Linked DNA regions of Homo sapiens: region 1 is linked to region 2. Evidence: chromatin contacts called from ENCODE Hi-C or POLR2A ChIA-PET data. All regions are on one chromosome and are shown on one strand. Each heading gives the region's core, a stretch centred on a gene start or an enhancer-like site at or near the end of the contact. The rest is flanking DNA. Distances are from core to core; before and after follow the strand shown. Region 1 overlaps PRTFDC1 (phosphoribosyl transferase domain containing 1). Region 2 overlaps PIP4K2A (phosphatidylinositol-5-phosphate 4-kinase type 2 alpha).

Region 1 (3,248 bases), core at 729-3,228, 2.2 Mb after region 2:
TCACAGCAACCTCCGCCTCCCAGGTTCAAGTGATTCTCCTGCCTCAGCCTCCTGAATAGCTGGGATTACAGATGTGCGCCATCATGCCAGGCTAATTTTTTTACTTTTGGTAGAGATGAGGTTTCACCACATTGGCCAAGCTGGTCTCAAACTCCTGACCTCAAGTGATCTGCCTGCCTCGGCTTCCCAAGTGCTGGGATTACAGGCATGAGCCACCGCACCTGGCCAGCAGCTTTATTTGTAATTGCTAAACTATGGAAACAACCCAGAGGTCCTTCAGTAGGTGAATGGATGAATGAGCTATGATGCATCTATGCAACGTATTACTATTCAGTGCAAATAAGAGCTATCAAGCCATAAAAAGACATGAAGAAAACTTAAATGCATATTACTAAGTGAAAGAAGCCATTCTGAAAGGCCACACACTGTAAGATTCCAACTAAATGACGTTCTAGAAAAGGCAAAACTGTGGAGACAGTAAAAAGATCAGTGGTCAACAGGGGTTAGGTGGGAGGCAGGGAGAAAGAGGAAAAACACAGGATTTTCAGGGCAGTGAAACTATCTTGTATGATACTACTCCAGTGGATTGATATCATCATACAGATCTAAACTCATAGAATATACATCACCAAGAGTGAACCCTAATGCAAACTACGAACTTTGGGTGATAATGATGTGTTAATGTAGGTTTTATTGTAACAAATGTTCAACTCTGGCAGGGGATGTTGATAAGCGGGGAGTCTATGTGGGGCTATATGAGAAATCCTGTACCTCCCAGACAGCTTTGCTGTGAAGCTAAAACTACTCTGAAAAAATGAAGTCTATTTTAAATATTATGAGACAAGGAACAGGTACTGTTATCACCCCAATTTAAGTAACCTGGTTAAGTAACTTTGCCCAAGTTCCCACAGCTGGGAAGTGATGTTGCTGGAGCCAGGCTGGAGATTTCACATACGACCCCATCTTGCTCCAAAGCCTCCACCTGACCAACAGGTTCGGCAGCTTCCGTATTGGCCTGATCACAATCTGCCTTTCAGTGTGACCTGCACTCTAGTGTGTTCCACTGTGCATGGATCACTTGTGCAGATTGTGATTCTGTATGTGTGGGGTGGGGCCTAAGAGTCTGTGTTTCTTTCTTTTTTTACCCCCTTACATTCGGGGTCTCATTATGTTGCCCAAGCTGGAGTGCAACGGTGCTATCATAGCTCACTGCAGCTTCGAATTCCTGGGCTCAAGAGATCCTCCTGCCTCAGTCTCCAGAGTAACTGGGATTGCAGGTGCGTGCCACCATGCCCAGCTAATTTTTTACACATTTCTAACCAGCTCCCAGGTGATGGGGGTGCTGCAGGTCCACAGGCCACCCTTTGAGTAGCCAGGGTCTATGTTCCACACACATCAACTTGTGGGCTAAATCTAGTGCGTATCCTGCATTTTACCATCTTTGTATTTTACATCTTTGTATCTTGTTAATACTCCTTCTTTTTTTTTTTTTTTTTTTTTTTTTGAGACGGAGTCTCGCTCTGTCGCCCAGGTCGGACTGCGGACTGCAGTGGCGCAATCTCGGCTCACTGCAAGCTCCGCTTCCCGGGTTCACGCCATTCTCCTGCCTCAGCCTCCCGAGTAGCTGGGACTACAGGCGCCCGCCACCGCGCCCGGCTAATTTTTTGTATTTTTAGTAGAGACGGGGTTTCACCTTGTTAGCCAGGATGGTCTCGATCTCCTGACCTCATGATCCACCCGCCTCGGCCTCCCAAAGTGCTGGGATTACAGGCGTGAGCCACCGCGCCCGGCCGTTAATACTCCTTCTAATAGGGTTTGGCCATGTCCCCACTCAAATCTCATCTTAAACTGTAGTTCTCATAATCCCCACGTGTCATGGGAGGGACCTGGTGGAGAATCATGGTGATTCAATTATCATGGAGAACAACCTCCATGTTGTTCTCATCATAGTGAGTTCTCACGAGATCTGATGGTTTTATAAGGGCTTCCCCCCTCTCCCTTCGCTCTGCACTTCTCCTTGCTGCCACCATGTGAAGAAGGATGTGTTCGCTTCCCCTTCTGCCATGACTGCAAGTTTCCTGAGGCCTCCCCAGCCCTGCAGAACTGTGAGTCAAACCTCTTTCCTTTATGAATTACCCAGTCTCGGTGTGTCCTTATAGCAGAATGAGAACGGACTAATATACCCTCTATCCAGCATGGCTCTCTGTCACATCTCTGCCTGTCAAAATCATAATCATGCTTAGATATCCAAATTAAGTTCCACTTTCATTATAAACTATCACCTGAACCTCACCCCACCACAACTGTAGGCCAGAAGTGATCTCTCCAGCCAACCCACTTCCTTTGCATGTAGCACCCGTTCAGGCAGCACTGGTTACTTCCTTGTTATATTAGCTACCCCTTGTTCACTGCATATGCATCTGTTCACTTCTGTGTTTTTAAATTTTAAATTTTTGTAGTTTTTGTAGAGACAGGGTCTCACTATATTGCTTAGGCTGGTCTCAAACTCTCGGGCTCAAGCAATCCTCCTGCTTCAGCCTCCTGAGTTACTGGGAATGACTAATTTTTGTATCTCTATAGAGACAGGGTCTTGCTGTGTCATCCAGGTTGGTCACAAACTTCTGGGCTCAAGTGGTCCTCATGCCTTGGCCTCCCAAAATGCTGGGATTACAGGCATGAGCCTCTGCACCAGGCCCACTTCTGCTGTTTTGAAAGCAGCTCGAGGATAGGGACTTTACACCTATCTCCTTAAAGATTCCTTAGTACTGAACAGGGCCTTGGACATAGAAAGGAACATGGTGTAGGACTCAAAGAGTGGCTCAGACCCTGCCCTGCCCCTGTCTTAAGCTCCCTGATGCTAGTCTTCTCTTCTAGAAAATGAGTTCAGTGACACCTACCCGTTTGGGTTGTTGTGAGGTTTAATTTAAATGTCATATGTAAAGTGCTTTACCCAATAGGCCCTTGATAAAATGTCTATTGGATTGAATTTGCCTCTTGTATTATCTGTAAAAGGGAAGGGAGCGGACATGGGAGTGAATTAAGGACAAAACCAGACCTGGCACCGAGTGTCTTAGCTTTTATTCCAATACGTTTTCCACTCTCCCAAGCTTTGCTGCCTTTTAATTCTATGAGTAGCTGTCATTCATGTAGCTAAAATTTGTTAGTGTTTACAGAAAAACACTAGAATGTTATTTACTGGGTTCACATTTTCTATACAAATCACTGACCAAAGTCAGATAGGGCTTAGA
Region 2 (3,276 bases), core at 571-3,070:
TGGCAGGAACACCCAGAGTTCATGGTTCTATCTGCCTTCCTCATTAGTCCATCAACTCCTTGGGGACAGGGACTGTGTATCTCCCCAGAACCCATCCATGGGATTTGGCTCAAACATTTGACCAATAAAACTAAGTGTGTGTCCAAAAATCTTCTAGGCTATTCCAGAATCCCAAGTGGCCTGCCTTGTGGGCCACTCCCTTAGGGACTTCCCAGGTGACCCAGCTCTGATGATCTATCAGAGGTATTTACAAGCAGGTGTGAAGGTTTTACAGTCATATCACTTACCGTTTTTTAGCCTCAGTTTTCTTTTTTCTGAGACTGGGTATCCCTTTGTCACCCAGACTGGAGTATATAGTGACATGGCCACAGCTCACAGCAACTTCGACTTCCCGGGCTCAAGGGATCCTCCAGCCTCAGCCTCCGGAGTAGCTGGGACTACAGGGGCATGACACTACACCCAGCTAATTTTTGTAGAGATGGGGTTTTGCCATGTTGCCCAGGCTGCCTCAGTTTTCATAACTATAAAATGGAAGAAGGAATATCTGCCCTATGTAGTCCACCATGAAATACAGAGCACTCTATACACAAGAGAACCTATTTGAGCTCAATTTTACTGTGATATTGTGAACAAGCTGGACTTCTCGCTTCAATATATACTCTCACTTAGGTGCCACTCGCGGTATAGCAAGAAAGTTAATGTTCTCAACAGAGATAAACTCATTCTTTATTTTAAATTAACTTCTCCAGGCACAGCCTAGCTGCTAGCAGGATGAGATACATGAACCAACTTCTATACTTTCTAGAAATGGTCTATTTCCAAACAAAAAGATTACTTCCTAAACTAGATGGAGAGTTTCTTCTTTTTGGAAATCTACTGGGTTTTTTTTTTTCCCCTACCTTTTACTGGCTGGCTGTTCCTGCTCTAGCCTGCTTCTACATGTCCAAGTGGTCTGGCTCGAGCCACCTCAGGCCACGGCCTCTCAAGCCTACCTGGTTCACCACCGGACTTTAAATCTCATCTGGAAGTGACAGCTCCCAGATTTGTAGCTCTAGCTCCTACCCACTCTCTGAGCTCCAGACTTCCACGACCAATGGCTTTCTTAACATCTCCATTTAGAGGGCTAAAAAGGCACTCTTACCACAAAGTTAATTATGCCAGAAAACCATGCCCTGAGTCTGGATGAGTGGATGTCTAGTTTCTCTCCACCTCCTAAGCCCCACCAGCTATCTGGACTCACTAAGTCTGTCCACCAAGCAGACCCTTAACTGGTCTCCTGCCTTTCACTCTGTCCCTCCTCCAAGCCTTTCTCCCAATTGAGGCGGCTGTGATTGTTTAAAAGCACTCATCTGCCACTATTCCCAGCCTCAAAAGATGACTTCCAATTGCTCTTAGGAAAAATCCTTTTGGTGACCTCAAAGCCCTACCTGACCCCACCTTGTCCCCAACTCTATGCCCTGTGGCCTTTCACTCCGATCACCCCGGCCTTTGCTCTGTTCTCCCAGCGAGCCTGGGGCCTCCCACGCAGCAACTCTGCCTGGAATTCTCTCACTCCCTCACTCTGCTTCTCCTGGCCAGCTCTCAGCTTAGATGCATCTTCCTCCAGGAGACTTCCTAGGCGTCCACACCACCTCCACTTTAGACTCTGTCCCCTTATTATTTACTTCTAAGCATTGTGAACCTGTCTTTTAGCCTTATGCAGTTGTCATCATTGGTATTTGTATGATGTATCTGACATCTGTCTCCCGGACAGTGGAACCGGTGAGAGCAAGGCCACGACTACTGAGGTCTGTGCTGGTGCCCGGGAGGCAGCTCAGTGGCTGCAGGGTGCCAAGGACAGATGCGTGGGCGACCCCTCACTGCTTGTGTGACTTCCTGTGCTGCTTTGGCTGGGGAACTGAAAATTAATTTCTCAGATTTCCTTGCTACTAGTGATCTGGATATAAAATAATGATTCCCCACCTGCTAGCACTATCCAGAGCTGCTTTTTCAGCATTTGCAGAGACTGAGCCACTATTAATACTCACTAGTACATTTAATGCCTTGCTATCTAAATCAGCTCCTGTAGATTCTGTATTATTTAACTGAGCCCTGTAACTGATACAGTGCTTAATTTGTGTTGAATAACCACTAATAGTCATGAAATAACTGAAAAACTGCACACAAATTTTTTTTTTTTTGAGACAGACTCTTACTCTGTCACCCAGGCTGGAGTGCAGCGGCATGGTCTTGGCTCACTGCAACCTCTGCCTCCTAGGTTCAAGCCAAGCGATTCTCCTGCCTCAGTCTCCCGAGTAGCTGGGACTACAGGTGCGCACCACCATGCCTATTTTTTTGGTATTTTTAGTAGAGACAGGGTTTCACCATGTTGCCCAGGCTGGTATTGAACTCCTGACCTCAAGTGATCCGCCTGCCTCATCCTCCCAAAGTACAGGGATTACAAGTGTGAGCCACCATGCCAGGCCTCAATTTTTAACTATCCACTTTAGCAACTGTCTGATAATAAAACACTGAATTGTGACATTTTGAGACATCTCCCTCTGCAAAGCAATGTCTTCGTAGTAATCAACACTGTAGTTATAATAAATCTAAGACATAACTGAAGTCAAAGTACCTGTAATTATCTAGCATATTATTTCACAGGCTGAAGGTACATTTGCTTTTAAAATACGCAAATGTGTATTAAAACCAAAAATTTAAAGTCTGTCACTGTGTGGTAAATTCATCTTGCAACTCAGGTTACACAAACATCTAAGTTAAGAAATGTTATGTTCTTAATGAAAAATACACAATGAATTCCCAACTGAAAACGCTGCTCCTTGTTCTGGTTCAATGCTGCTTGAAACGTTTATGAAGGGTCCATCGCAGTGGCTCACGCCTACAAGCCCAGAGCTTTGGGAGGCTGAGGCTTGAGGATCACTCGAGCCCAGTAGTTTGAGACCAGCCTGAGTAACATAATGAGACCCCCATCTCCACAAAACCACAAAAATAAGCTGAGAGTGGTGGTACACACCTTCAGTCTGAGCTGCTCAGGAGGCTGATGTGGGAGGATGGCTCGAGCCCGTAAGTTTGAGGTTGCAGTGAGCTATGATGGTGCTGCTGCACTCCGGTCTGGGCAACAGAGTATCTCAAAAAAAAGAAAGAAGGGTTTATGAGAAAGGACCACCCCCGGGGGTATGAATCATACTGTACACTAAGTTAAGGGCCACTCTACCAAAGACAACTCTAAGAAGAAAAATAGTTTCAAAGAATAAAGAAGAAGATATGGAAAAGGTG

What was found. A loop is a pair of places that touch in the nucleus more often than their neighbours do. ChIA-PET counts read pairs that join two places held with the same protein, here RNA polymerase II (POLR2A). Pooled maps may share reads with other maps.
Region 1: a pooled map shows a loop between it and region 2 (2.7-fold over the local background). The contact joins two enhancer-like sites. A Hi-C loop is called at or near these places in 1 of 50 pooled maps. POLR2A ChIA-PET finds 5 or more read pairs at or near these places in 2 of 52 experiments (activated naive CD8-positive, alpha-beta T cell and naive thymus-derived CD4-positive, alpha-beta T cell).

The regions. Positions count from the first base shown.
Region 1 is chr10:24,885,478-24,888,725 of GRCh38, forward strand. The region is part of intron 3 of PRTFDC1 (phosphoribosyl transferase domain containing 1); the gene reads right to left. Among named protein-coding and RNA genes, the nearest start is that of PRTFDC1, 66 kb to the right of the region's middle. RefSeq lists an enhancer at 2,152-2,361. Within about 2 kb of position 1,979, at least 7 of the 41 ENCODE cell types and tissues checked have a DNase peak (open chromatin) inside an H3K27ac peak, as active enhancers do.
Region 2 is chr10:22,649,956-22,653,231 of GRCh38, forward strand. All of the region lies in intron 1 of PIP4K2A (phosphatidylinositol-5-phosphate 4-kinase type 2 alpha), which reads right to left. Among named protein-coding and RNA genes, the nearest start is that of PIP4K2A, 63 kb to the right of the region's middle. Within about 2 kb of position 1,821, at least 6 of the 41 ENCODE cell types and tissues checked have a DNase peak (open chromatin) inside an H3K27ac peak, as active enhancers do.